2 separate regions of the Mus musculus genome follow, and region 1 is linked to region 2. The links are chromatin loops, found by intact Hi-C in ENCODE. Cell type or tissue: left cerebral cortex. All regions are shown on one strand. Each heading gives the region's core, and the rest is flanking DNA. Links, peaks and the distances in the headings are about the cores only.

The links. Hi-C counts contacts between places; a loop is a spot of excess contacts. Peaks named below come from ENCODE experiments on the same cell type or tissue, not always from the same donor. Only the 100,000 strongest peaks of a DNase experiment are listed, where the experiment ranks them.
Region 1: it touches region 2 in a loop (3-fold over the local background); 2 of 42 quality-filtered maps call a loop at or near these places.

What each region holds. Positions count from the first base shown.
Region 1 is chr11:42,411,600-42,426,777 of GRCm38, forward strand. It overlaps Gabrb2 (gamma-aminobutyric acid (GABA) A receptor, subunit beta 2), which reads left to right and starts at 9,175. Exons shown (of 9, transcript NM_001362647.2): 1 at 9,175-9,827; 2 at 9,953-10,044; 3 at 10,982-11,049. The coding sequence starts at 9,751. It overlaps Gm34591 (a long non-coding RNA gene), which reads right to left and starts at 9,616. Exons shown (of 3, transcript XR_388590.4): 1 at 9,437-9,616; 2 at 2,994-3,129. In left cerebral cortex, for the core only: a CTCF peak has its summit at 11,866 (motif pointing left); DNase peaks (open chromatin) are centred at 7,747, 8,398, 8,836, 9,689 and 4 more places; H3K4me3 peaks cover 5,612 bases; H3K27ac peaks cover 3,346 bases.
Region 2 is chr11:43,403,165-43,419,606 of GRCm38, forward strand. It overlaps Gm5782. Among named protein-coding and RNA genes, the nearest start is that of Pttg1, 15 kb to the right of the region's middle. In left cerebral cortex, for the core only: CTCF peaks have their summits at 8,507 (motif pointing left) and 9,799 (motif pointing left); DNase peaks (open chromatin) are centred at 8,492, 9,791 and 10,051.

The DNA of each region.
Region 1 (15,178 bases), core at 7,179-15,178, 990 kb before region 2:
AGAAAGCAAGACAATAAGCAAGAACTTGTAATGCATTAGTGGAGAATCATTTCTAGTTTACCTAGCAGTGAAAACTGTTGTGAACACCTGATATAAGGTAGAACGGTTCACTGGTCTTGGTGACGAACAAAATGAGGAGAGAAGCACAATATGTTTAACAAAAGAGTTACACTGATAAAGCACTTGAGTCATGAACATACTTGGCTGTAAACATACAAAGGGGGGAACAGATGCAGTCTCTCTGAAAATAGAAATCCTGGGACTTTTGATTTTCCAATGCTGGACTTCAAACCAATAGTCTTGTGTTCTGTTTAATAAGCACATTACTACTAAGCTGTATTCCAACACATCTCCAAGTATAAATCCTTTAAGTTCTATATTTGTGGGTTTCTTCACATATACTATAAAGTATATTAGATATATTTTTCTATATTAACTAGAACTGGACAATCGAAGGCATAGTATTAGATATTATAAGCATTTAGCTAGTCACTAATTTTAGCACCATATGGATTGTTTTGAGACAGTTTTTCAGCATATAGTCCTGTATAGATTGAAACATGTTACATAGACAATTCATAGAGATCATGTCTCTGCCTCGCACATGTTAAGATTACAGCTGTGCACCATCATGCGAAGCTTCAGGGATTTCTTTTTATTTTAATTTGGTTAGCTTTATCTGAATTTGTTTTGTTTTGTTTTTATTTTTCAGATACAACTTTTCTCCTAATTGCTTGAATATAAATATGCACTTCCAATCTTAGTTCTGGCAGTCTGATTTCAGCTTTAACTTTTGAAATATATACACATTTTCCAGAATTCTGACATTTGGTAGGCTTTCAAAAAATTTAAAAACTTTAGAGTCATTAGCATTCATAGCCAGGTAGATAAACATCCTGAAAAAAAGGAGAGAACACTAGAACTGCCACAAGAAAGTGTGACCAATGTTCCAGAGAAATTCAACTTAAGCAGATCAGATCAGATCATCTGTTTTTAGACATCTCTCCTTGGCTAGAGATGTAAGAGAGAATGTAAAAAGTTACTCCATGATTCTGTCACGGTGCCATGTCTGTCAGTTTGCATATGCACAGTAATAAGGGACTTATACTTCTCTATTCTCCCCAGTCAGGTTTGGAGAAACAGTGGAGAAAAAGAGAACACTTCCTTCCTGTTCCATCCATCTCTAGCTTGTGGGATGTAGTGTTTTATTACTGCGGAGACTTATGTGAATGTAATTAGCATCCCTGTGGTGTCAGACTCTAGGTAATTTCCTCATTGAACAATTTGCCTCCATTTGAAGCATCGCTGCTAATTTCATTTCCTACTTTGAGGTGCACTTTGCTTTCTGTATTCTTGAAGATCGATTAATCTGAGGTGGTGCTTAAAGGTGTCCTACTTGAAAATATGTCTCATAACTCAGGCCTCAAGAGTGCCTACTGGTCATTTGATTTGTAAAATGCATAGGCCCTCTGTTGGAGTTGAGATTTTATTTCAGTTATATTAACTTAGTCGATGAGAAGAGTTGAGAGCTTGAGAAGACAGGAGTTTTCTTTTTCAGGAAGGGCCTTAGCCCTTGAATATTTTTTCACAAACTGTAACCATAATGATACTGACATCACGACTAAGCTCGCCCTCTGAGGGGGTGGAAGGGTGGGACTGGGAGGAGAGGAGGGAGGGGGTTGTGTTCCTGCTGTAAAGTGAATAAATTAACTAGTTATTGGAGAAAAAATACACTGACATGTCCTTTTCTTCTAGTCTGAGAAAGAAGTTACATCATATGGGCATGTTGTTGGCAGTGACTAGATTCCCCTACATAAAGCATTTGGAATAATTTTTGACACAATGAGTTATTGTATTATTTTGGTGAATATCTTCTTAGTTAAACACTTTAAAGTGATTTATAGTTTACTGTGTCCATATAGTTTACCCAAACCAAAGTTCAATGTTGAAGGATATTCAGGACAGAGTGAGCATGGAATTCACATATTTTTCTTTAGAATAAATAACTTCTTATTAATTCGTAAGCTTAATTCATACTTCATGCTATTTCCAGAGAATTTTCTATTTAGGTCTCAGAAAGGTAAGGTTAGCCAGAAAAACAAACCAGAGGTATTGTTTAACTAATATAGTTTTGAACCATACTTCATGAACTCATTTAGTCAGACCTATTGGCAAACAAAATACAAATTCATTTATATGTAGGATACATGGAATGATTTTCCAGTGTGTGAATATAGTGTGTTTATGTACATGTGTTCATGAGTAAACCCATCATTATATTTTATTTAATGAAGACATGTACCTATTCCAGGGCACACACGTAGAAGTGAGAGGACAGGCAGAGGTCTGGTACTGACCTTTCACCCACTTGAGACACACCCTTTGTTCTTTTGCTGCTGTGTATGCCAGGCAATCTAGTCCATCGGCTTCTTCTATTTCCACCTCAGATTTCCCCAGAGAAGCATCAGGATTTCAAATACACACGACTGCACCCAGCTCTCCATGGGCTTTGGGAATTTGAACTCAGGTCTTCATAATTTTACAGTGTCATTTTTCCAGACTGGAAAAGAGCTTTTTGTTAGGTGTGTATGTTTGCGTGTGTGTGTTTTAGTTGGTTCCTATTTTAATGTCATAGTTGTCCAGGCAGCCATATACCTGATAACACTTTATTAAGAGGTCCAAGTTTGTGCTGTGGAATGCCCTGAAACTAACATAATATCTGTATGTGTGTGTGTGTGTGTGTGTGTGTGTGTGTGTGTGTGTGTGTGTACATATCACACACTACACTTTATTTCTACATGTTATTGGGAACTGTTTCTGCTTTTCAATATTGTTAATTTTCTGGACATTATTTTGAAATATGGATCAGTATTCAAAACTGAGAGCCATTATTCATTCTACAAGCATGATTATAAATTCAAATGTTTCAATGGCTTAGCAAAACAAGCAATCACTGTCATGAAACTTTCTTCCCAAGTCATCAGGATGATTACCCAGTATCAGGCCATAAAGAGTAACTTCTAGAACATCCCGGTTTTCTGCTCTGGTCATTCTTCCTGGACTAGGCTCAAGCTCCAATGACCTTTTGCAATCACATCGTCTTCAGCCTTGGAGGAATACTAGTTGGTTCTAGAAGAGAGCACCAACAAATCAAAGAAAAAAACCTACATTTTACAATGTCTTGCTTTGATTCATAAATATAAAAGTAAAATAGATAAAATATGACTATAACTGCATAGCAATTATACAAAAATAAAAAAAAAAGAAAGACGGGAAAGTATATGGTGCCAAGAAGTGGGTAATGCTCTGGCCCCAGCCTAGCTCTGAACACCCATTTCTAAGCATTAGAGTGCAGAGAGCCAAATACACATGGAACCTCTGCTTGTAAGATGTACTGAAACATGACCAAACTGAATATATCATGACCAGCATTACTTGACTATCCCTACCACCCTGTAGGTCAGACCAGACATATAGGAATCACCGCCAAATCCTTCCATCCCCCATTCTCCAGATCACACCTGTCAGAAAGGTTTGGCAGTTTGTCTTTAGGATGAGAGTGACATGTTTGTTTCTATCATCTCTGTCTTAACTCAGAGCAACATCATCTCTCATCTGCGTTCGCCCCTCAATTCTGACAGATCCCTTTCAGCCACACCTGTCATTCTCCAGTGTGGTTAAGATCCATCAGCCACACTTCTGCTTCCAAACAGAGCCATATTTCCGTTGTGTCTTCAGTGGCCACTCCTGTTCTCACCCTCTAGTTCTGCTATTCTTTCTTCAACTCTGCATCAGGATAGACTATCTTTCTTAGTGTTACTTACATTTGCTCTTTCCCTGTTTCATTTCTATGTAGAACATCATTCCCTCTACCTCCATCCCTTTCTTATGTCTCCTCCTCTTCTAGCATACTGCTCCCTGTTACAGGTCCTGTTCATGCCTCATGCCTTACTGTTTTGTTTTGCGACCCACTGAGTTTTAACCAGGATCACCGCTGTGGTTGCAGGTTCATTGTTACTCACTGGAGTTTATTAAACTCACTCTTTGGTACACTCTGAGGGAGCTAACTTTCCCTGCTCAATAATCCATCCATTGTCAGTAGTTCAGCAGAGTAGGACCATGTCTCATAAGGCCTGACTAGATTCAGAATCACCCACTGACATGTCCAGTCTTGCTCCAACTCAGTGCAGCTGAGGTTTCTGTGAGCTTATGATTGCAATGGCTGTGTCCTGGCCTAAAGATAGCATTTTGCTCTCTTCCTATCTTCTGGATCATGCATTGCCTTAATTGCCTCTTCCTGTAGTATTAAAAGTGTCCTGTTAAGAGCTGAGCACTCAAGCATCATTTAGTCTAACAATCTTTTTTTTTATTAGATATTTTCTTTATATACATTTCAAATGCTATCCCAAAAGTCCCCCATACTCTCCCCCCACTCCCCTACCCACCCATTCCTGCTTCTTGGCCCTGGCATTCCCCTGTACTGGGGCATATAAAGTTTGCAAGTCCAATGGGCCTCTCTTTCCAGTGATGGCCGACTAGGCCATCTTCTGCTACATATGCAGCTAGAGACACGAGCTCTGGGGATACCGGTTAGTTCATATTGTTGTTCCACCTATAGGGTTGCAGACCCCTTCAGCTCCTTGGGTGCTTTCTTTAGCTTCTGCATTGGGGGCCCCTTGTTCCATCTTATAGATGATTGTGAGCATCCACTTCTGTATTTGCCAGGCACTGGCATAGCCTCATATGAGACAGCTTTAACAGGGTCCCTTCAGCAAAATCTTTCTGGCATATGCAATAGTGTCTGGGTTTGGTGGCTGATTATGGGATGGATCTCCAGGTGGGGTAGTCTCTGGATAGTCTATCCTTTCATCTTAGTTCCAAACTTTGTCTCTGTAACTCCTTTCATGGGTATTTTGTTCCCTATTCTAAGGAGGAATGGAATATCCCCCCATTGGTCTTCCCTCTTCTTGATTTTCTTGTGTTTTGTAAATTGTATCTTGGGTGTTCTATGTTTCTGGGCTAATATCCACATATCAGTGAGTGCATATCTAATGACTTCTTTTGTGATTGGGTTACCTCACTAAGGATGATATCCTCCAGATACATCCATTTGCCCGAGAATTTCATAAATCCGTTGTTATTAATAGCTGAGTAGTACTCCATTGTGTAAATGTACCACATTTTCTGTATCCATTCTTCTGTTGAGGGACATCTGGGTTCTTTCGAGCTTCTGGCTATTATAAATAAGGCTGCTATGAACATAGTGGAGCATGCTTGAGCAGCCGTGAGTCTTCAAGTTCACTGTTATTCACTGCAAAGAGAAGCTTCTGCCTATTAGGGTGAGAGAGATACATTTGTCTATATGTATCTGAACATAATCATCTACACTGCCATATCATGTAGGCAAACTGCAGTGATGAGGTCCCTCGAGGTCTATTATACCCCATGAATGGTTTTTAAACAAGTTGAAAGTAGCAGTCATGCATGTGTCCTCTCCTGTAGAGTGGGCCTCAAATATGCTCTCAGGGTTTTTGGTCAGTCCATAACAGTTGTGCAGCTATTGTACAAGCTAGCTCCTCTTGCCTGATTAGTTGGCATTGGAGCTCCTACGGTTCATGGCTGCCTGTATGACACCTCTATGTACTGTTGGAATTAACCAACAGGAAAGGCAGTTTTTGTTTAGTTCCAGCCCAAGGATAGCTTACCTTTCAAATTTCATGATGTGAATCGTTTCTTCAGTTACAAGTTTTACCTACAGCCTCAGAGTGAGTAAGCATTAAACATTAGAGACCATTTCATTTTCATGTGTTCAGCTTGCAATTATTTCTATGATCATCATTTGCCATATTAGAATATACATTCCAAGAGGGTGAGGGGCATATCTGTCTTCAGATGATTGTGGTCATTGCTGATCAAATAACATTTATCCATAATGATGAATAAATAGTACACAAAGAGAAGAGTGATAGACAGTGGATGGTTGTTGCTACTTCACATCTACATACTAGAGACTCAGAGATGACTATAAAACCAAGCTCTCCATGGGTCCATATAACTTCAGATTAAGGAGATTTTTTTTTTCCTTTTCCAGTTTTGTATTTTCTTAAGTAGCTATACCAGCAGATCTTCCCGAGAGTCTCAGGAGTACGATCTATTTTAGGCATGCCCATCTTACGTCTTATAACTAGAATAAGTGTATTTTTAATATTAGTCCCTGGAGTCAAGGATAAGAGATGTCCCCGGGAGCTACCACATAGAGGCAAATGGTCTCCTTCCCTCTTCTGACATTCTGTTTTCTCATCCTTCAAAAGGCTCTTTTGATTTTCTCCAAATGGCTGCTCTTTTATTCTCCTCAGGCAAATTTATAATAATTGCATCCGATCTGTGTTCTTCCAGTCTTTAAAGATGACTGCCACTCCACATTGTTTGCTTTTGTATCCATTCATTAAAGACTGCTAATATGTGCTAATCACATGACAAATGCTACTCAAGTGATTACATCATTCAGCATTAACCCAATGGAGAAAACGGTATTAACATTTATCTAGACTTAGATAAATAAAGGAGACCACAGTTTAGAAGCATCAGTGTCTTGCAGCTATTTCTAGGTGTCTGAGAAGACCCATTCTTAATAGATTTTCAATATGCACTTATTTAATCATTTAATGCATTACTATTATTATTTTGGATGGATGTGAGAGAATTTTGTGATTTATTTTGTTTCCTGAATTTCATACTTTCAGCCCAAACTAGAAAACCTTCCTGAACGTGATGGATGGATAAGAGGATTAATTAATAGAAAGAAGTCTGTATTTGGAGATGTTTTTTTGGAGATAAAGGAATTTTCTAAGACTTGATCAAATTATTGGCTAACTACTTTGGGAATCTTTTGGTTATTGAAACATATTTTTCTCTTTTCATTACATTGGTCTTGAATGTTACTATTACTGTAAGAGCAAAGAAAAGGAAGTCAGCAAAAGGTGCCTCTGCCCCACACCAGTGTGTGCGTGTGTGTGCGTGTGTGCGCGTGTGCGTGCGTGCGCGTGCGTGAGTGTGTGTGTGTGTGTGTGTGTGTGTGTGTGTGTGTGTGTGTGCGCGTGTGCGTGTGTGTGTGTGTGCGTGTGCGTGTGTGTGTGTGTTTGTGTGCGTGTGTGTGCGCGCGCATTCTCATGTAAGCCTCCAGCCTTGCAGATAGTCCTGCAGTGATGCATCTGCTCTGTGTTTATGGTGCTATGTTTTACCTGTCTTTAACCTAGAAACTTCCCCAGATTATTTCCCTTTGGTTTGTCTTCTGCCCTAGGGAAACTATCAGATTCCTGCTGGCAACCATCCCTTCTCCACAGTTCCCTTGGAGTCACCTCTCTAAACTGCCCCAGAATAATAACTCTTAATTTCCTGAGATGCGCGCAAGGGGATGGAAGTGGGGGTAGGGGTGTCTTGTACTATGTGGGTCAAAAGGGGAAGCTGAACGTGGTCACAGTGGAGACTAAAAAGCCTTCAGTTGGAATCTTGTAGCACCAAGCTAGCTGCGATCCCTGGGGATCTGGTCTCTGCTCTCACCAGAGAGACCTGCTGGACCACCAGTCTGTTGTAATCTGTGAGCTTTCCCATCCCACAGGCGCAGTGGGCGCTTGGAGGTCCCCCGCGTGGCAGCAGAGAGCTAGCAGAGTGTGAGGTTCTGAACTTTAAGAGTTGAGGTAGTCTAGTCTAAGGGTTAGAAACACTGCTTTATAAGCACAACTCACTTTCCACCCTTCTCCACAGAAATGACCTTGGACATGTTCCTCCGATCGATGTGCTAGTTTCTAAACCCGTAAAATGGGGTCACTAAGGAGTCAACTTTGAGCTAATATTGCTTTAAGCGCGGCTTTCTGCACATGGTAGGGACTCTCGGTAAATGACAAGGCTCAGTAGTAGATTTAGGTTGGATACTGGGGTCCAGGACCCAGTGTTGAGTTCTGCCTTTCTACCTCTTCATCAAAGAGTGCCAGGGTAGTTGATGCACCTGCTGTACTCCCTCCCTGTCTTCAGGATAAAACGAGGAACACGACTCTAGGGCATCCCAGTCCCGGTGCTCTCGGCATCCTCTTCCCCCCCCCCCCCCCGCAACTCCTCCCCTCCTCCAGCGAGCCCCAAGCAGAGGAAATGATTTTTCCTATGAAATGAGTCTGGATCTGGTGTCCGTGTTGAGCCTGGAGCTGGAGGGAAGGGGGCAGCCTTGGGTCCCCTTGGGCTAGGAAAGGGATGAGGGAAAATTGTGGTGTGTAGATAGGTGATTTGGTGGCTCAAACGGTCTCGGGGTTCCTTCATTGTGCCTGTCTTCTGTGAACCACTGGGTTTGGACGCAGAGGTGCAGCTTCAACTGTCCAGAGCAGAGCGGCAGTGGTGCAGCTCCGTTGGGCCACAGTAGTGGGCGGCGAGCTCCTGCTGGTGAGGTAAGGAGTGGTGGGTGGCAAGGACTGTGAATGCACGTGTCTCGTGTGTGTCTGTGTGTGTGTGTGTGTGTGTGTGTGTGTGTGTGTGTGTGTGTGTGCGCGCGCGCGCGCGCGCGGTGCGCGTGCGTCCGCGAGGCGTGGGGGGCCAGAGGAGCGCATCCCACCCCGCAACCCGCCCTCGCACTGGATGCCTTTTGGCCCCGCACCTGTGCTGGAACGCCTGTCACCCTCTGTCCCTCACGCCCCCACTTCTTTTGTTCTTCAGTCACACACACACACCTCATCCTGACCACTTATAATTTCCTAGTGCAGAGTCAGACCCAAACCCAGAGAAGCCTTTGCCTGACTGCTCCCCTCGCCCCCTCCCCCTCCTGCTATAAATAGCTGGACTAGCGGGTCAGGAGCGTCACAGCGCCAGAAACCAGGACCCCGAGGTTTTCTTCCCAGGGAACAGGGGGCAAAGGGGGAGCAGGAGGAAGAGAAAGAAATCACTCGTGAGTAGTGAAGAAAAAGCTCGCCCCTTGACTCCCAGGAAAAACGAGCATCTTTGGATTCCTGTATCCTTCCCCTTTCTTCTCAAAGCCATTCCGATTCTTTCATATTCACAGTCCACTCCCCACCCCCACCCCCCCTCGCTCAAAATCCAACGTTTGCTCAGCACTCCTCCCATTGGTTTTTTTTCTCCTCCTCGGACTCTGGTTCCCACTGCTCCCCTCCCCACCCCTAGCGCTCCCACCCCACCCCCACCTCCTCCGCTTGTCCCAGGCAGGGGATTGCTATTCTTAAGGAAATAAAGTTCAACTCCTTGCCCCTTTCAACTGGCTTAGACCGGGAGGAGAAGGGTTTCAGGAACCAATCTTCCTCCCTACACCCTACTCCTATTTTTCTTTTTAATATTTAAGGGGACACACACACACACTCTCTCTCTCTCTCTCTCTCTCCCTCTCTCTAAAATCCCACCACGTCGTGAGGTGCAACTACCTCCTAGAACAGAAACTTACCAGACGCTCTGGTTGCTTTTGTCTTAAAGAAAGAAAGAAAAAAAACCAACGAAGATTTTACTCTGGATGCATTTCTGGGGTAGTAGTTTAATATTATTCAAACATGTACATATTACACATATATATGCTTCTTTTCCTTTTTCCCCTTTAATTTTTTTAAACAAGGAAATCTCGGTCCCCGGCAGCCGCCGCTGCCCCTTTGATGTTTTGGTACGCCGTGCGCATGCGCTCCACATTAGAATTACTGCACTGGGCAGACTAAGTTGGATCTCCTCTCTTCAGTGAATCCCTCAATCCCACCAGAACCTAAAGGGATGTGGAGAGTCCGGAAAAGGGGCTACTTTGGGATTTGGTCATTTCCCTTAATAATCGCCGCTGTCTGTGCTCAGAGGTAAGTGTCCCTTTCCTTTCTCACTTGTCAGGGCTCTGTCTGCATACCTCTCTGTGAGCAGGGCTGTTGAAGATGCCGTGCTGTCTTCTTTATTCATTCCTGGTTATTGTCATTTTTTTCTTTAGTGTCAATGACCCTAGTAATATGTCGCTGGTTAAAGAGACGGTGGACAGACTGTTGAAAGGCTATGACATTCGTCTGAGACCAGATTTTGGAGGTAATGGGATTGCCTTGCAAATAAGAAACAGCCCAGCTCCAGCCCAAGCTGTCTTTTGGGCTTTGTGTGCACTCTCTTTCCTCTCCTTAGTTGTGGGCGCATGTGATGTATAGAATGTTTTCCTATTTTACCTTGCTGAGAAACAGATCCAAACTTAAGCCAGTTTCTGTCCAGCACTTGAGAGGTCTTTCAAGAAGACCCCCTTAGAGTGTGACCAGACTTTGTAACCGCTCTCGTTCTCCTTCACCGTGATACATCTTTGTTCCCAGTCTGAGGTTTCTTGAGATACAAACCTCTTAAGTTTAGTTAACAGTGTGCCCAGCCGGGGATGTCTTATAATGTGAGTATTTTTGAGGACACAGTGTGCAGGCGGTTGGCTGAGAGGTGGCTTCAACTCTCTGTGCCCATCTACTTTAGAAGAGTTCTGGCCATGGTTTAAAGTGGCTCATGTCGGGATTCCACCCAGCCCTATATGCGAATGGCATAGGGGAGAAGGGGTTCTGGGGAATTGAGAATAAAGATAGCAGAGGAAAAAGGGGCATCTCTCCCTGGAGCCCCAGATATGCTAGTGTGGCCATTTAATTTTGCTCAGACTCTTAATGGAATTAAAGAGTTAAAACCTACACACAGAAGTGGGTGGGGAAAAAAAGAGGGGGTTTCAATGCAATCTACACGAATCCCTAGGGCTCTGTGAGTTGTAGGAATTCACATGCTGAGACATCAACATGTGTAGACAGAGCTGGCAACATTGTCTGACCAGCACATGTGTGCATATTCCTAGAAGAGTATCCCCACATTCATACTGCAAAGATATGGGAAAGTAATGAATATATGGATTAGCTCTACAGAGGGGGTTTCTTTAGAGTTCCCAGTGACAACTCTTCGTATGAATGACTAAGTTCTGAGAAGTCACATGGCTGACCATCTTGGTTTGCAGGTCCCCCTGTGGCCGTAGGAATGAACATTGATATTGCCAGCATTGATATGGTTTCTGAGGTCAATATGGTGAGTATTAATGCTCATAGATACGTCTCTATAATGGGGACTGTGTGGGGGCTGTGCAGTTGCTGGGGGGGGTGGAGTATGTTTGAATATGTGTATAATGTGGGGACAGGAGAATAGTATATTGCTCTGGAATTCATGGCATGTGTAATTACAAAACAACTGCTGGTTTTTTGCACTTTTCCCAATTTGGATCCAATACAGAGTGAGTAAAGTATCTCACACATTCACTTGTACAGGCAGCAATATGCTGGAAGGCCCCCTGCAGAAGTGATGGCTCTCACAGCTTCCTGAAAGCCTCAGTTTGTCGAGTTACAGTTCTGTGTTTGGGGCTTAGTCATGGTAAAAGGAGCATTTAAATGTGACTAAATAAATAAATGAATAAATAAAACAACCAAACAAAAACCTACCAGGAAGTCTATCATACAAACTAAACTCTCACAGAGTGACTAAGTAATTAGTTCTGGGGTGTTGATGCCCACTTGTTGCTTTAGGAAATTGATTCCTAGTACTTAATGACATTTGACATCTCTGCCCCTCCCACCACCTTCCATCTCCTTTAACCCCTTCTGCTAATCCACTGAAATCAAATAAAAAACTGGCCAGTCTTTATCCAAAAAGGCAAGATTAATACCAAGTGTACTTTCTTACTGCTCCTGCAACACTAATCATTATGTGTACCAAGCACACACAACTTATTGTCAGCAACACTCAGTCTTTGGACAAAGGATAAGAAGAGAGAGAGGGGTGTGAGAAGAACCTGTGTTCTCCAACAGGGAAGCACTTTTGGGGGGGTATGCTTCATGCAGGAGCGCCCCCTGCTGCCCACGTTGGAGCACTGTGGACATAACATGACAAGGACAAGTGTCCCAGATTCCCCCAGTTAACTCAGGGACATTTCTCCTGTAAATTCTCTCTCTCCCTCTCCCTTTCCCTCTCTTTTCCTCTCCCTCCTTCGCTGTTCCCTTCCCTTCTTCTCTCCCTCCTTCCCTCCCTCCCTCCCTCCATTCCTCCCTGTTTCCCTCCCTCTCTCCTCTCCTCTCCTCTTTTCTTCTTGGCAGTGTATCTAGATCAAGTGAGCCTTAATATTCCAGCAGTCCTTTCAGATCTGATAGCACACAGCCCATTTCATATTGTTCTATGACATCCTCCTGTCTTCCTGTCTTGAGACTGGACAAATAATTAAAGACAGAGATGAAATGTGTAAGCTTTTATACAAACACTTCTAAGCCAGCCATTGGGACATAAAATTTAGGGCATACTAATTAACTCAAGAAATTTGAAGTATTAGGATTTAGCCTGGCTCTCACCTAAATTTAACAGAAGTTCTCATATTCCCAGAATTCAAAGTGGCATCTAGCATATCAGTTACAGATGCTGGGCAATAACAATCTAAAGGCATCATAAGATTCTGAGCATTTTTCAGAGACTCTGGGGGGATCATCAACTAACTTAGCAGTGGTTTAATAACAGAAAGTTTATAATCTAATAACTGGGAATATTTTTATTGTATGATACACAAACACAGAAGAAAGATAACATTGGATGACTTGAATATGTTGAAGTTGTGTCCTAACCTGGGTACCTCTACAATCCCAGGTACTTGGCTCTAAATTGAATTTCTAATGTCAAAGTTAAATAGAAATCAATTAAGGTTTTATATTTTCTACATATGCTTGGTCAGACTTGTATCTCATTTATTATTTTAAATTTTTTGCTCATCTTCTTCCAATAAAGCTTTATTTTACTAACTGCTTTTTAAAGACATCACAAAGTATCTCATAGAAAAATATTTATGAGATAAAGCAATGCTCACAAAATGACTCCAGGTAACTAAAATAGGTTGGAAATGACTTGAGGGTATTATATCCTTACATGGCATAGAGTGTTAAACCTTTTGTTCTCTTCAGAAACTTCAACTGACCTTTTCCCCCTGCATGTACCATTTTGGAGTGGGATCAGAGGTGGACACAATGCCAAGACCTGCTAGTCAAAATATAGATCCAGCTGAGGCAGGGTGTAATCACTTTGAGCTATTTACTGTTGCAGAGAAGTCATGGGATGTCGAAAGTGCAAAAATAAATGTCAGCTTGTAAATGGGACAACAGTGTAGCATTAATGATTTGAAGCAGGTGTGAAAAATTCCAAGCCAGACTCCTTTCTTAGCTTAATGCTGACACCAGTGCATTTGTCCAGCCACACTTTGGGCTTCCAGTCTTACTGACCTAAAATGAATCCTCCAAAACAGTTTTGTAACACATATAACTACTATTTTGTTTCAAAATATGGTTATTCACTTGGAAGCAACAGATGAATCAGGCCCCCATTGGTAACTCACTATGAGGCTTGTATTGTATCTAGTGCAAAGGCCTACCAGGGTTAGGATGTTTTGATTATATTTATTATCTAAAGAATGATTTTTTTAACTATTTAAGTGAAATCTCAAGGTTGATTAATGCCCTTGTTTGTTCATATGGCTTGTGACCTATTGTCTCTGGTAGCTGTAACTTTTATTATTGTGTATCTGCCTTTCAAGAATGGCATTCCACAGACCAGTCACATATTTGAACTGCAGCAATATAAGTGTGTATTGATGGGATTTTTAAAAAAAAGAACAGGTGATATTTGTAGAAAGACCCAGAGCTGGATCAGGAGTGCTCGGTGCCAGCTCCATTTCTTGGTCACACTGTGGTTATTCAAAGTTTAAGGGTCTTTATATCCTTAATTGTCAAAGGAGGGAATAGTTCTTTTTCTAGTGTCCCAGATAACTACCAGGATTAATAAAATGACATTAGTTGCATTTAACTTAACGAGGGGGTAAAAAACAGGCAAGCATTCATCACACCCAGCATACAGCCCTGCTGTCCTGTGTTCATTTTTAGTAGCCATGTACCTCATTAAGGCTCCATTTCTTCCTGGTTGAATGATACAGAATAAGCATTAAGAGACTTCCATCTACAAGTTACACGTATCTCTAGCTACAGTTGCTTGTTATAGCAGTTGTTGAACACATAAAAGTTTCAGGGAAATTTTGAAATAGATAAAAATCTGAAAGAAGTCCAAAATTTCTAAACAGTGTGTCATTCTGAGGTCTTTGGAAGGTGGTGACACTGTAGCGGGTTCTCCGCTTGAGTGACCATCACCCAATGGAAAGTCTTTGGGCTCCATGATCTCAGTCAGATGCCGCTAAGCAGGAAGCTTGGCTCTAGAATGAAATATTTTTAGATGTCTTGGTTAAATTGGCAGGAATCTTTTTGTTAAGATTCTTTGATGAAAAGTGCATTTTACGATTCAAATTTGGCTCTGAGAATTATGGACCAAAATAGCTTTTTCTTCATTTGAGGCAGATTCTTCATTTTTGAAATGGCACATTTGCCAACCAACTAAAGCAATATTTCACTTTTCAGGAAAGAGTTCTAGTAAACACATTCACAAAATTACCTTTTTATGGAATGGCAAATGGAGAGAAGTAATGCTTTAAAAATATACAGATGTTTCTTGTATCGCCAGCTGCAGAGCTTAAAATTCCATTCAAGGAATAGTTATTTAGCAGTTACTATAAGCAAGATATGTGTAAGGCCTGATGGACAGAGCAACAAAGGATATCACCCTAGCCCTGACCTCATGTAACTTTATATACATTTAAGTGTGTGTCAACCTTTAACTCTGCCTCAGGTTCTGACATTTGCTTAGCCTACATCTTATCTTTTCATTCATGTCTTTGTTCAGCAGCCAATCAGGTGCCTAGTGGTCTCTCTCTTCTATCAGTCTTTTGATGCTTAATTTCAATGCTCATTTAGTATTTGGTCTGACGAGTTGGTTTATTTGCTACATAGTTTGCTATCTGCTTCTATAATATTGATGAATTATATCAAACAAATAATATTGTCTATGATAGTATGTGAAGTTTCCAGCACAGAAAGAAGAATTAATTGTCATAACAGAAATTTGCTATTAACTGTCTACAATCTATAATGCTGATGTGGAGAAATACAGCATAGAGTCATATCATAGTGCTTAATTTGAAGACATGCACCATTTAAAATAATGTAGACTAAATTCCAATGTCAAGTTGTAAGTACATTGAAGGATAGAACATTATAAAAATATAGAATAACGATGAGCTACATAG
Region 2 (16,442 bases), core at 4,486-12,485:
TAACATCTCCTAGGGAGTTCCAGATAAATTAACAGCCCATCACAATCATGTCAGGGTAGGACAACTCCTGGCACATTGAGATATCAAGTTAAGGGCATATGCTTCAATTTGTAAATCAGCAAAGGATTCAGAAATGAATTCAAAGCTGAGAACAGAAAAGAGATTTAAGAAAATGAAAACCAGCCAGGCGGGCTGGAGAGATGGCTCAGTGGTTAAGAGGACTGACTGCTTTTCTGGAGGTCCTGAATTCAAATCCCAGAAACCACATGGTGGCTCACAACCACCCACCCGTAATGAGATCTGACGCCCTCTTCTGGTGTGTCTGAAGAAAGAAAAGAAAGAAAGAAAGAAAGAAAGAAAGAAAGAAAGAAAGAAAGAAAGAAAGAAAGAAAGAAAGAAAGAAAGAAAGAAAGAAAGGAAGGAAGGAAGGAAGGAAGGAAGGAAGGAAGGAAGGAAGTCAGCCAGGCACGGTGGCACACACCTTTAATCCCAGCCTCAGGAGGTAGAGGGAGGAAGACCTCTGTGAGTCTGTGGTCAGCCAGGTCTGCCAAGCAAGTCCAGAGCAGCCAGAGCTTGTTACATAAGACAAACCCTGTCTAGAAGAGGAGGGAGGAAGAGGAGGGAGGAAGAGGAGGGAGGAGGAGGAGGAAGGTAAAGACCAAGGAAGCATAGCAAACAGCAAATGTGGTTGCTAAATGGGTAAAACGTGGCTGACTAGAGAACAGGGATAGGATGGGAGTGGGTGAAAGATTTGTTAGGACTTCACAGAAACAAGGTATTCTGTGGGCATTTCTCAGTACCAGCATGAAGCTGCAGGAGTCCTGTGCCTATAGCTCCAGTATGCATCCTGAGAAGGACTGCCCCTAGCACACAATCCCTCAAGCTTTTTCCCAAACCCTAGCCATCACCAAGCCTGCGCAGAAGTCCAAATTGGGCAAGTGAAGCAGAGCTGAGTTCTAATTTGAAATGATAACTTTACTTTTGTATTTGGTTTCTTGTTTTCCAGCCTGGCCAGTGTCATGTGTACTGACTCCTTTCACCTGTCATCTTTGAAAAAAAGGAAACAATAACCCTTATGCAAACATTTTATCTGTATGATTCGGCACTATACAGACATGACAAAATGGGGCATTTAATAGCACAGAACTTGTCACTTCTTTGAACTATGTCAACAGCTCCAACACGTTCCTAACAATCACTCCTCCCTTGGGACATAATAAGCTGTTTGCATTTGGTGTTAGCTCTGATACTTTAATTGCTATGTAGCCTGACCGAGGTCACCTAGCATTCTGTGGGTCCCTAGGAGCAGAATCCTTAGCTTCCTTGTTTTCCTGCGGAACTCTCCCACTCACCTCCTGTCTGCTATTTTTATCTTTCGCACTCTTAGTTGCACATAACGAAGTCTTCCCTTCCACCTCCAGTGATGGGGGGAGGGGTAAAAGTGCCAGCGAATGAACAAAGCACCATAACCAAGAGAACCTGAGCTGTGATGAGCAAAACTACTGCAGAGAACAGACCGGAAGATTCTGCTCTTTTCCCAAGGAAGCCTCGAGCGTGCGGTAGGGCATTCCCTCCCTCTGCCGTTTCTGAGTCAAGCCAGTTTCAGAAAGTTGCCGTTCCTCGCTGCCTCCTGCCAACCGGCTGGACAGTCTTGTTTCTCAAAATCTGGTGCTGGAGTGGAACAGTGTCTCCTAGCTATGACAGGGCAGCTGCACCCCGGAACTTAATGACCAACTGCCTGCATAAGATCTGCACAAGAGCAAGCCAGTCAATACCTTGGCATGGAGCCAAGAGGGCTTATGAGCCCAACCCGTAATCGAGGAACTATTGAAAGTTGAGGGCTTCTTGGGGAAGGAGAGTCAGTTTTCTTCAAGGTTATGACTCCCAGTTGATTGATCGTGCTCCAACAGATGACCAGATAAAGGCAGCACAAGTTGGACTCAATATTTTTGATATTGTTATTTTGCTTTGTTTGTTTTATTTTTTAAAAGGGTGCACAATGTTAAGAAGGAATGAGGGGATGGGGATGTATCTAAAAGAAGTTAAGGGAAAGGGAGGAGGAGTTGGGTAAATAATATCAAAATACACTGTATGCATGTATTAAATTCTCCAATAGTAAAATACTATATGAAAAAGAAAATCAAGCTACAGACAGTTATACATATAAAATGAAGATAATTTTGAATGAAAAAAAAAGAACTGGACCTGGGAAAAGTCTGTGTGTGCGTGGGGGCGGGGGGTTGAATGACTAGGCAAATGGCCTAAAGACCCAGGATTATGTGAATAATATAACAAAGCAATTTAAGTTAGATGCTAGAGTAAAATTACCTATAATAGCCAATTTAAGTTTTAATGCCATCCTCCAGCTAAATGAATTTTATAAGATACAAAAAGAAAAAGAAAAAAAAAAACCCAAAGGTCAAGAATGTCCTGCGTGCAGGTTTTATGGCTTTATAAGAAAAACTCAAATACCTCAAATTACATGAAGAATTTTGTAAAAGAAAGTAAAACAGAAACCAGCAAGTGTGAAAAGGAGATGTATATTACAGGCATAGAAATGTGTTTCTGGTAAAAAGAAAATGTTTTTTGACTAAAGGGGGAATTATATGGTGAAATCTAGTTTTACTTTACAACTAAGGAAAGGACTGTTTCAAAATGGAAATAGGGGAAAAAGTAGGACAAAGCCAGGAGGTTAAAGTATGTCACAAGAAGTTAGAGCTTAGAGATGGTATGGCCATGACTAAATTGACCATAATCCAAAATTATTAAAATTTCCTAAGATCAGGATTTAATGTACTGATGCAGAACTGGAACCCAATTTTCTGTCTAAAAAAAAAAAAGTTTTCTTAAATGTTGGCCTATTCTCTATAACAGCTACCAAACACCAGCTTAGAGAAAAGGGATTTTACATTCTATCAAGGTAATTGCTTATATTATCTGCTGTGTTTTTAGGGCTTTTAACCTCTTAGGAAACACTCCCAATAGAGCAGTGGCTCCCAACCTTCCTAATACTTGGACCATTTAATACAGATCCTCATATTGTGGTGACCCTCCAACCATAAAATTATTTCTGCTGCTACTTCATAACTGGGACTTTGCTACTGCTATGAATGGTAATGTATTTTTGTAAATAGAGGTGTGCCAGGGAGTCATGACCCACAGGATGAGAACCACCGTAATAGAATCCTGCCTATCTACAAAATCTGTTTTGTCCAATTTTATCTGAGTGTTATACAACAACTATATTTTAAGCCACTGTTTGTGATTCAAAACTACTTCTTCTAATATAGTGGTCCCTATAATCTCAGGACTTGAAAGTAAAGGCAACAGAATCAATACTCAAGGTTACGCTCAAGTTCATAGCAAGTTGAGACCAGCCGGAATGGATGAGACCATGCCTAAGATGAAAAACTAGGGCTGGTGAGATGGCTCAGTGGGTAAGAGCACCCGACTGCTCTTCCAAAGGTCCGGAGTTCAAATCCCAGCAACCACATGGTGGCTCACAACCATCCATAACGAGATCTGATACCCTCTTCTGGTGTGTCTGAAGACAGCTACAGTGTACTTACATATAATAAATAAATAAATCTTTAAAAAAAAAACCCAAAAACTAGTTTAACAGATCTGAGTTTTTGCCAGTCACACATTGTATGCCAATGCCCAAGGGGCTGAGAAGACAGCTAATATTTTGACCCCATACTCCTTCCTTGTCCATCATGTCCCACTGGACTCCATTAAAAGCATCCCAAAGCTTGGGAGGCTCATGTCTTCTTGATCAGAAAAGCTACGGGCCTTTGGTTAGTTTGGACTCTAATAGATATACATCATGTGAAGAGGAGACTCAATACAGAGGCGAATACCCTCAATACTGCCAAGTGTACCAAGTATGCCCACAGTCACTGAGACCCTAACCCACCTCAGCACATGGCAAAACTAAGAGAGCAAACACTAAAGTCAATAAGGGACCTTTCCCACATCCCTAAAAGTAACCTTGAGGAGATTATTAGGTTCTCGCAAGCCTCCTCATTCACCCCGAAGCATGGCGACTGACAGGTCAGGATTACAGACCAGAGCTATAGTGGATTCTCATGCTTTTCCTAACCGTTACTGATGCGTTCTGCAGCCTGAAGCCTGGGGAAGGACTTCACCCCCTAATCAGTGATCTCTCTCTTATGGGCTTTTAACTCCCTATAAATCACCCATTAATACCCCAGCGTTGGCCAAAAAGTTTAGCAGAGACTATGGAGCAGTGAAGCTGTGTGCCCAGGCCTCTGTATACAATTCCTTCTAATGACCAATGATCACTGTCCTGCATCTTAAAGATGCCTTCTTCCTGGGTCTCAATTCATTTTTGCCTTTGGATGGACCAGTGTGCAACATCAGAATAGGCAACTCGCCTAGACTTTTCTTCCCTGGGTTTCGGAGCCAGCACCCACACTTTTGGACGAGCTTTAGCTAGAGGTCTAAATGACTTAACTTTAAATAATGGGATGGTCTTACAATGCATGGATGAAGTTCTTATATCTGACCTCCTTCTTTAAATGGATCCTCAAATCACCTAATGCAGTCTTTAAATTCCATAGCTGACAGAGGGTATGATCGAATCCAAAGATCCAATTATTATCCCTAAAGGTATTAAATTAGAATTTATCTTAACTCTAGAGCATAAAGCTCTTTAGATGATTGTATTCAAGCCATCCAGGCCCTTACAATCCCCAACACTTAGAAAATAACCTAGGGTCTCCGGAGGCCTTTGCAAGACTAATAGACTACTCAAAGCTTCTAAGTTCTGGATATGGCCTCATAGCTAAACTTCTATATGGATCCCCAAAGGGGAATAACGACAAGAATAACAAAAGCTTGTGATAAATTAAAAGCTTCTTTTTTAAAACCCCTTCTTCAGGGTTACTGTAATTTGATGAGTTTTTAAAGTGAATGCCAGTGAGTAGTCCTGAGAGTCTCACCAATACCTTGAAATCAAAACCGTCTGCCTGGGGGACATTTATCAAAACTGCTTGACCAGGGATGACCAGGATTCAGTAGGCTAACACGTGCCTTTGACATAAGGAACACAAAACTGTATGGCTTCAGATAACCTCAGCACTCAGGAGAAGCTGTTGCCATTGTTACCAAGGTCAAACACTGTGTATATATTCCCCATAATCCCACTGCTGCCTTGTCTGCATTAAATGATTTGCAAAATCAAATTGAAAACATGTCAGATGCCAGCAATGCCTTCTTGCTAACAGCTTTTGAATGGGATCTCTCTCTGGGTGTTTTGTAGTAGAAATGGATCATGCCTATTACAGTCTGAGAAGTAATTCTATTCATCTTTGGTCCTCTGTGTTTACCTCTTCTCCTAATTTTATCTCCAAGCTGTGTTGCATCAGCCCAACTCCGTTCTCTGGCTCCCTTGATCACTTTCTGAGGTCTGAAAGTTAGCAAGAGAGGAAACCCCACTCCATGCTCCATTTTAGCCAGAATTGGCCAGATCAACTCTGTTGTTCATCTGCTAAATGATTTTTGGGTCTCAGGTCTTGATGGACATTGTTATGTAGCTAGTTGGAAATGAGCGGGCTTGGATGTCTTTGGAACTGTGGACCCGTTTCTCATAATCAGCAGGTTTTAAAACAGTGGTTCCCAACCTTTCTAATGCCGTAACTTTTTCATACGAATCCTCATGTTGTGGTGACCCCCCCAACCATAAAATTAGTTTTGTTGTTACATCATAACTGTAATTTTGCCGCTGTTATTAGTGACAATGTAAATATCTGTGCTTTCCCACGATCTTGTGACCCCTGTGAAATGATCATTTGCCCCATCAAAGAGGTCACAACCCACAGGTTGAGAACTGCTGCTTTAAAGTCAGAAACTGAAACTAGAAGACTGGTTATTAGCATGGGTTCCAAGTCCTACCTCTGACCCTGGAAATGACATTCTGACTGTCTGGGAGGTCAGTGACAGATAAACATTTACACCTGTAATATCTACCTCTGGGTAAGGTCTAACCAAGGCTTTCTGCTAAAGAACAAGAATGGCTCTCACCCCTTCCTGTAAGGGCCAACCAAATAGGTCTATCAATTACATGGACAGAAAACCATGCCTGCTGGAAAGCTATGTGTTCTAGAAAGTTTCAAAAGAGCATACGGCCTGCCTGGAAATGTTTGTTAGTGTAACAGTTCCTCTGGCCTTTATCTATTCTTACCTCTCAAACCTGCCACTTTACCTATAGTAATTCTACATATATCCTGCGCGCGCGCACACACACACACACACACACACACACACACACACACACCATACACACCACACAAAACACATATATACATACAACACATATACAAAACATATACCAAAAAAAAAAAAAAAAAAAGCCAGGCAGTGGTGGCACACACCTTTAATGCTAGCACTTGGGAGGCAGAGGCTAGCGGATTTCTGATTTCGAGGCCAGCCTGGTCTACGGAGTGAGTTCCAGGACAGCCAGGGCTATACAGAGAAACCCTGTCTCAAAAAAACAAACAAACAAACAAACACACACATACACACATAAAACTCATACATACACACACAACGGGGAGACCAAAGAGAGGCAGAGAGAGAGATCACTAAACAAAAGAATATTGACAATATATAAATATATTTATAAGATATTAAAAAGCACAAACATAACATAATGGCTCCAGGAGGGGAGAATAAAAATAGATTGTAAGTTTCTTGTGCTACACATAAAATGATACACTTTCATTCAGGGATACACTGAGACAGTTAAGGAAATATTCTATAAATACCAACAATGTAACCACTAAAATTTACAGCCAAGTAGATAACAAAGAGATTTCTTCTTTGAGACAGGGTTTCTTTGTGTAATACTGGCTGTCCTGGAACTCACTCTGTAGGCCAGTCTGGCCTCAAACTCACAGAGGTCCACCTGCTCCCGCCTCCTAAGCAAAGAGCATTTTAATAGCACTCAGCTGGGGCCAGTGAGGTGGCTCAGCATGGGAAGCGCTTGTCTCCAAAGCCTAATGGCCTGAATTCTATCCCTGGGACTTTGCAAAAGGAGAAGGCGAAAACCAACGCCACAAAGTTGTCCTCTGACCTCCTTATATAGACCTTAGCACAAGTATGAACATACAGGCATACACCCAAACACACATGCAGGTGAACTCCAACCCCTTCCCATCTCAGAGATCCTGCAACTGCAGTCTCCTCTTTCTCCCCTGCCCTGCTCCAGAGCCAAGTCCTTGCGCAGAGGTCTGGATCCCCAGCCGTTGGTTTTATGACACAGCTCTCAGCCTGTAAAAACCCTCTTGGTCTTGTTCAGGGGATTCCCCTCTACAAGCTCCTTCCTGGGAAGCAGAGATTAACATTCACTTTCTTACAAGTCGTGAGAGTAGGATGGCTCATCACAGAACTCTCTGAGTGCGTGCGTGCGTTCGTGTGTGTGTGTGTGTGTGTGTGTGTGTGTGTGTGTGTGAGAGAGAGAGAGAGAGAGAGAGAGAGAGAGAGAGAGAGAATGAGATCTACTCCAACATCTTCTTTTGAGGGATGAGATACAGAGACTCAGAGAGGGCATATGCACAGAACAGAACACACAACTCTTAAGTAGACCCTACCTACACTCCACATCCAGGGAGCCACTGACCACCCCCACCCCTAATCTCACCCCGCCCCCACAATGACTGGCTGTTTGTGCACAGGATAAGGGAAATGGTTTGAAGGTTGAAGGATGCTTTATAGAATGTCAATATACATGGTGGGAAAATTATTCATGCTGCATTGCTGCTCATCCTATTGGCTACTTGAAGGATGGTCAAGACTCTGCACTAACTTGTCTTTACGCAGATAAATCTTTCCCTAGACAACGCTTTAGTGAGAAAGAGACCAGACAGGGTCAGGGTCAGCAAGAATTTAGTAACACTGTTTCTGTTTTCTTCTTCTTCTTCTTCTTCTTCTTCTTCTTCTTCTTCTCTCTCTCTCTCTCTCTCTCTCTCTCTCTCTCTCTCTCTGTCTTTCTCTCTCTCTCTTACACTCTAATTATGTCAATGATGCAAGTTTTATGCCTACACATCACTTAAACATTAAAAGTTACCATTTAAACACATGTAATATCAGGTTAAACAAAAGTTTAAGTCGATTAAAAAAAAATTATTCAGTAAAGACTCATCACCGGTTATCAAACATAGAAAAAAAAACCCTATTTTGACAAGAGTAAATGCGCTAGTTCATTATCACCTTGCAAACAAGTGACAAGTAACAAAATTAAAACTGTCAAGCACATAACTGAAGTCATGGTGAATACCATGTGACTAGAAATCTACCACACTAAGTTGGGGGTCATCTCTATGCTCTGTGACTTCCTCTCTTCACTTCCCTCTTCACCCCCCTTACCACCCAGGGGACCTCCAGTCCTCTAACAGAGGCCCCTTGTCACCCACAGAAAAGGATTAGGAACCAAGCAATTTGCAGGGGTTGAAGAGGGTATACCGCCCTCTGGTGGAATACTTGGGAATTGGTGCCCACATGCTATAGACCTTTGGTACTGGCAGCAAGTCATGTATTTTTTAGGATAGATCCTTCTTCAGCTGGCCACATCCCCAGTGGTGGGTGTGCAAGGATATGTCACCATGGCCAGCTTGGGTGAAATGGAAGCTCAAAAGTCAGGTCTTCACTTTACTGACTGAGCTATCTCCAGACCCAGGATTCTCACATGGGGCAGCTCCAAACACCAGGGCAGATTCTGAGAACTCCAGCCAACAGCATGAACACATAGCATTTACAGGAGAAAAAAAGTGAGACATAAAAAATAATTGGCTACACCTTAGTCGTCAGCCCGGAGCTCAGTTGCAACTTAGTTAATTGGCTGCAAGGCCTCGGTGATTGAATTCCACATTGGTTTGGTCCGGTCTGTTCCGCTCAAAACAAACAGCCAGCCAAATTACTTATCACAAAATATTTGTTACAGAAAGCATTGTGTCCGATAAACCCAGGAACCACTCTTGTAGAATAAAACCCAAAACCTATCCTGGGCTTTTCTTACAGCCAGCGGGGATATGGCCCTGGGGAGAATGGCTCACAATATCAAATGTCCTGTCAAGACGGATGTAGCAGAGATTACGTAACCAACTAGAATCTGAGCTTGCAGTCGTTAGAATACAAGTACAGCCACCTTACACACACTGTGGCCCCGCGATTCCAGGAGATGCCCGTGAAATGCCCTTGGTGCAGATCTGGTGAGAAAACAGATGCTCTGGAAAGGCTGGGCAGCGGCAGCGACATTCATCCCACCGCCCCAGGTTTATTTAAAGACATTTCAGTGGGGCTGTCGAGATGGCTCAGTGGTTAAGAGCACTGACTGCTTTTCCAGAGTACTGGGATTCAATTCCCAGCACCCACATGACAACTCAAAACTCTCTGTGACTCAAATATCCAACACCCGCACACAGACACAAAACATGCAAGCAAAACAACAATGTATATTTTTTTAAAAAGGTCAAATTTAAAGCATTTCTGTAAGCACCGCTAATTTTAAAAACAAGAGACAGTCTGGGTGTGGCAAAAAAACAAAAAACAAAAATGTGCCCGTCATCTTAGCACTTGGCAGAAGTCAAGATCTGGGAGTTCAAGGCTGGCCTCAGCTACACGTTTAAGGTGGGTCTGGGCTACGTGAGACCCGTGTTTTAAAAGACTATTTCTCAAGCAAAATGTAAGGCAGCCATCAAGCTAAACATGTCTCACATCACAGCTAAGACTGCAGAAAGAAAAGCAAATGAGCAAGAAATGAAGGGGGCGCCCTCTAGTGGCTGATTACACTATCACAAGAAGGCAGGTTCTGGAGATCGGAACAGAAGAGGACTTGGTGCTTGTCTTCAAGGGAAAGGGAAAACCGCCTGATGTAATGGACGGTTCGCCTGAAGTGGACACGTGGAAATGTGTTGTCCCTTCAGTGGATCTTTATAAAGGCATATAGTCTGGCTTTTCCCAAAGAAAGTGACTAATTCGAAATCAGACCATAAATCCCAGGCAGGTTCGGAATCTAACCGAAAGGTACAGACTGACAACCTGGGCATCTCCACTCTGCTGGGTGACAGGACCCTTTTAGAGTGGGAGCTGTGACGTTCGCCATTGTGCAGCCTTTACAGCACTTAGCAGATGGTTACCCACAGAGAAGACATCCCATCTTTTTTTATGATAAGAATAATTAGCATTTTAAAAATGATCAGTGTCCAGTGCTATCTTTTGCTGGTCTCAGTGACTGAATAAGGAAAGTAACAGTCTACAGATAAGGAAATTAGGTCTCAAGACGGCCAGTAACTTGCCTAAGATGACAATGGCAGAGTCTGTACCCAAACACTTAAGCCCGGGAGTCTATAGACCCTGAACTAACAATTCTCAAATGGGTTGATCTCACGAGTCTGTTACACTCTTTAAAATCCCACAATAAGGGCTGTGGGATGGCTCTGTCAGTGTGGTGCTTGCCTGCGAGCACAATGACCTGGGTTCAATCCCAATTTAAAAGGAAATAAAGGACTGAAAAGATGGGTCAGCCATTAAAAGGTAGGCTCACAACAAGAAAGAAAGGAAGGAAGGAAGGAAGGAAGGAAGGAAGGAAGAAAGAAAGAAAGAAAGAAAGAAAGAAAGAAAGAAAGAAAGAAAGAAAGAAAGAGAAAAGAAAGAGAAAAAAGAAAGAGAGAGAAAGAAAAAAAGAAAGAGGAAAGAAGGAAGGAAGGAAGGAAGGAAGGAAGGAAGGAAGGAAGGAAGGAAGGAAGAGGGAGGGAGGGAGGGAGGGAGGGAGGGAGGGAGGGAGGGAGGGAGGGAGGGAGGAAGGGAAGGAAGGGCTGGCTGGCAAGATGGCTCAGAGGGTAAGGGTACTTATCACCAAGACCGGATCTGAGTTTGATATTTAGGATCCATGAAGTAGAAGGAGACAGCCAATGTCATGCAGGTTTGTTCTCTGATCTCCTTAAGTAAAATAGTGGTACACATATCACACCATACCCATGCCCCACACACACACACACACACACACACGATACATGTAATTACTTGTAAATCCAGGCATGGTAGTGTGTTCTTTTCATCCCAGCATTGTAGACGCAGACAGAAACCTCACTGTGTTGTTGGTCAGACACTCTAGTGACTTGCTTAGGTCCATGCTAGTGGAATAGCCTGTCTCAACCCAGTGGTAGTGGTGCATGCCTTTAATCTCAGCATTCAGGAGGCAGAGGCAAGGCAGATCTGGGAGTTTGATGTCAGCCTGGTTTATAGATTGAGTTCCAGGATAGCCAGTGCTATACAGAGAACCCTATCTCAAAAAAACAAAAAACAAAAAAAAAAAATCAAATCAACAAAAGTGCATGGCTCCAAAGGTCTGAGATTTTTCTCTGACACATACACACACACACACACACTTACACACTTACGTGCACACAAATGAATCTGCACAACGATGAACATACATAGACACAAATATTACAAAAGATTACTAAAGACTACAAATGGTTGTATTTGTACAGATTCTGTCCATATGTATAGTGATAAAAAAATAAATCTGAGGAAACCTTTTAAATATTTACTGGTTGACTTAAACATGACTATAATAAGCCTGTTAACGTTAACACAAAATATTCTATGAAAAACAACCTTTCCCTCAAAGGAAGGAAAACAAGTGAGAAGGCTGGCGTTGCTTCGCACGCTTGCATGGCTCGTTAACGTCTGGATCATAGATGACAGCTGGAATCTTGGAGCTGCTTCTGCATTCAGTCAGCTGTGACCTCACACTTAAAGTCCTGTCTGGAAAATGCCACCAGGCTCCTGTGGAAGAATAGGAGAGAGAGAAGAGGTAAGCGGGTGGTGCTATCAACAGAATAGACTCAATCTCATGAATTCCTACAAAAGTCTTGAGTACCCCTGGGGTTCCCTAGACAACCATCAGGAATGGCTACTCTAAAGGACAGATGACAGACAGAGGCCTCTGCTCTCCCAGTAGTCATGTATCCCAGGGAATTCGTTGTGCCTGTCATTTTCTTGTCTACTTTCCCTGGCAACGTTGTGCATCCAGGGGCAGATCTCTTCCCCTGTGCTAGGCATGCAACCACCAGCAAGATGACCCTGAAGAGAATCCTTCAAGCAAGGAAGATGGCCTCTGGCTTAGTCCTAACAACTCTTGCTCGTTGTGACCAAGAATAATAACCTGTTGGCTGCTATTCTGCTTCTAGGAAGAGAACTTGTGGGAAATCTTCACACAATCCCATGGAGTCTAAGAAGTTTGGTATCAGAAGCAACCCACCTCTGCATGTTGATGAAAATATGTAGCTGGGTGTGGGGATGCACGCCTGCAATCCTAGAATCTAGATGCTGAGGCAGGAGGATCATGAGTTCAAGACTAGCCCCAGATACATAGGGAGACGGCTGTCTCAAAATATGCAGTGTGTGTGTGTGTGTGTGTGTGTGTGTGTGTGTGTGTGTGTCCATCATTAACATCAGCATGCTACTTAGTATTTTGTTAACTTGACACAGACCACCGTCAGCAGGGAAGAGGAAATTTCCATTGGAAAAAATGCCTCCATCAGATTGGCTTCATAAATGGTTGATGAGGGAAAGCCCACACAGGCTGTGGGTGGAACAACCCCTAGGCAGATGGTCCTCAGTGGTACAAGAAAACAGGTTAGGGCTGAGGAGATGGCTCAGCTGTGAAAAGCTAGGCTAATGCCAAAAATATAAGAAAGCAAGCTAAGTGAAGCATTGCGCAAGTCCGTAAGCAGCACTCACTCCTCCATGGCCTCTGCTTCAGTTCCTGCCTCCAGGTTCCAGCCCTTGAGTTCCTGCCCTGACTTACAAATAAATTCTGTCCTCCCCAGGTTGCTTTTGGTCAGAGTCTTTATGGCAGCAATAGGATGCAGACTAAGATAAGCCATCTCATACAGGACATATCTCACACCCAGATTACCAGACTGCCCTCTGGACTCTGCAGTCTCTTAACTTACCAAAATTCACATCTCCATGAGCATCAGTGGAGAAATATGTTCTGCCGTCTTCTCTCTTCATCTTCATCTTCTCTTCATCTTCTCTTCTCATCTTCATCTTGCCCTCACTGGGGTACCAGCCACACTCCCTCCACGTGGCTTGAAACTTCAGGTCATTTCGCAGTACCGTTTTTTCTCTTCCTCCCATGAACACATTGGTCTGCTCTGGCACAGTTCCTCTAACAGCAAGTCAATTAAAGAGGCCTGAAAGGAACCACATCTGAGTCTCAAGTCTCTAACCTCCAGAACTGTGAGAATAGATCTCCAAGGTTTCAGCTACCCAGCCTGGCAGACTCCTCTACAAGAGCCAGAGCGCACAGCATCCATCAGGGTCATTGTTAAACTTTGGAGATGCATCCCACAAAGTTCAACAGCCCCAGGCTTGCATGCCCACCTTATGTGATCTTGTGTCTGCTTGGTTAAGATTTATTTTCAATTATGTGAGTTGGGGAGGCCGTTTTGTGCGCATGGTGCAGATGCTCAGAGGCCGGAAGAGCTGTAAACTGCCTGGTGTGGTTCTGGGAACCACATCCCACTCAGTTACTTGTTCCTAACTAAAGAACCATCTCTCCTTATCTCTGTTTTCTTGGCTTCCAGTTCCCTGGCTCTTTCTACTGTCATTTCTCTATCCAACTGTCCTGTCCCGCATGACACCCGTTTCCTTCTGCCTCAATAACAAAGTGGGGCTGGAACGGCTGCTGTAAGTATTGCTCTAGCTCAGTGGCTCTTCATCCTCCCAAGGCTGTGACCCTTTAATGCAGGTTCTCATGTTGTGGTGACCCCAAACCGTAAATTATTTTCATTGCTACTTCATAACAGTAATTTAGCCACTGTTATGAATCGTACTGTAGACATCTGAAATGTGACCCCTGTGAAAGGGTTGTTTGACCTTCAAAGGGGTCGACACCCACAGGTTGAGAACAGGTAGCTACATGCCAAGCTTTCAACCTGGAAATGTAGAACAGTGCTCAATTTAATCTTTCCAGACAAATGAAGATGTTTCCCGAGTCAGGTGCCCTTGCCATTCACTTCTGGTTAGTGTTCCAGCCCCACTACGATTCCCACCCAAAGGTCGAGGTACAGAAGCCAGCTACAACCTGATCTCTGAGCAGCCTGCCGAGGGCAGACAGCTCCCACTTCTGCATCCAGCAGCAACCGTGAGGGAAGTGATGAGATTTGCCATCACCATGGAAACCCCCTCCCTCCCACTCTGCATACTGGAGGGCCTGTAGCCTGTTCCACTGTGTGGTCTGAGAAGTGGACCATCAATCCCAAGCTCCTCCCACAGGACAATGAGGCCTCTTCATAAGGTATGATTCGTCCTCGAAGTCGTGTGTACATAGGACAAAGGGCACTTTGCACTCTTCTTCCTTGCAATCCAGTTCCCCAAGCTGTTAGTTTATCTAGGTCAGTCTCTAAGAGACTTGCAGACTAACAAGGATGAGACCCTTGGTAAGAGTTGACTCTAGCTGGACAGGAGGAACAGGTCCCCCATCTGGTTGTTCCTGTCATTTGATCACGTGTAGCTGAGGTCTCCAAAGCCACTGAGTGCAGCCTATTCAAAAGTCAGCACTGGGGCTGGCAAGATGGCTCAGCAGGTTATAAAGGGTCTTGCTGATAAACTTGACAATTTAAGTTTTATCTCAGGTAGCAGAGACTCCCAAAAGTTGTCCTCAGATCTACACACACACACACACACACACACACACACACAGATTTAAGTTAGCTTTGGGCTGAGATGCCAGCCCTGAGCAACAAGCACCCTGAGAGGAGGGAGGTCTGAGGAAGTTAGCCAGCTTCTGGGATGAGTGCAGGAAAAAGCCAAGTCCACGGCTGCCTTCCTGCAGTCATATGAAGCTGTGAACGAAGACTGGAAAGTCATCTTGCCCCAGCTGCACACAGCCTAAGGTACAGAACCCGTAGGCCCACTCTGCCACCACTGGCCAAGCAAAGCATGGCAGGAGAGAAGGCTGCTGGGGCACATCCTAGAAATGAGAGTGTGGTATCTTTTCCCACCCCATCATCACAGTACTAAAGACACAGGATCACTAGCAAGTGGAGATTTACCTCAACTTGAAGACTGCTACCTGCCTCCAAGTCCGGACATTCATCAACATGGGACACCTGCTACCGCAGCCCAAGCCTTGGAGACTTAAGATCCTGATGTGGTGGGAGACCTTCATCTACCCTGGTTCTCTGAGGTGCTCAGAGTATTGAAAGGATCTCAAGGTTGTGCCTGGAAGGGTAGATTCCAGATGGCCCCTTGTGGTGGGTAGTTTTAATTGTCAACTTGATCAGGTTAACAAATGCTAGCAAGGATCACCTGAGAGTAACTGAGGGGGTTTTCAAGAGAGGATTAATTTAGAGAGACCCAACTCTGGAATGTAGATGGCTCCATCCCATTGGCTGGGGTCCTGGATTGACTAAGAAAAGATAAAAAAGCAAGCAAGCTAAGCACCAGGCCCCCTTTTCCCTGCTTCCTTGTGGAGAGATATAACCTGATGCCATGGTCAGAGATACTCCAGCCACCATGCCCTCCTGACATGATGGACTCTCTACTAAAAAGTGGGACCAAGACATGGAGTCACTGCCGCAATTAACCTGACAATGTGGTCTTGCAGATGTTGGGGAACAGGTCAATGTAAGGGAGTTAGAAGAGTTTGGAGATGCAGGCCGAGGAAGCTCTGGCTACTGTAAGCAGAGCTTAATGGCTCGTTCTGGGAGGAGTTCAGAAGAATGGAACGCTGCTGGGAAGATGGACAGGAAGGACCCCCCCCCCCCCCCCCCGGGCTAGAGAACAAGCGTGCTCAGCAGGACCTGAAAGCCACTCGTGTTAGATTTGGCAATGAATCCACCTCCATCCCAAGCAGACTCCAGAGAGCTGAGTGGGGCTGAGCTCAGAAGTGGACTACAATTAGGACAGCACAAAATTCACACTGAGGCTCGGTTAAGAGCTCACGGCTTTACCCAGACTCAGTGAACGTGGCAAGCACAGAAAGGAGAAATGAGCTTGAACCCAGTTAAAGCAGAGGGCAGGGCTGAGGCAGATGCGGCTCTAGTTTAGAGCTCACCCCTCTCAAGGAGAATCTTCAGACTTTACACACAAGACTGCACCCACCCAGAGCTCCATGGAACAATAATTAAAACTCACTTTTAAGGGAGAATGCCCCCCAAAAAAAGAGAACCCTTCCAGGCACCCTGCTGGAAAGTGGCTTCCTGGGGCCATGTCTTCCCAGCTGCAGATGCAAAGCACAGCAGAGGACTTCACTCTTCCAGCCCTGAAGCTCGGAGCTCCTGATCATTCTCCATTCCCACACGTGTCCTATACCACATCCTCGAGAGGTAAATTAAGATGCTAGGCCCCTCCCGCCTCAGGACTGAAGCCCCACATCGTTTACAAAACTTGTCACACTTCAGAGA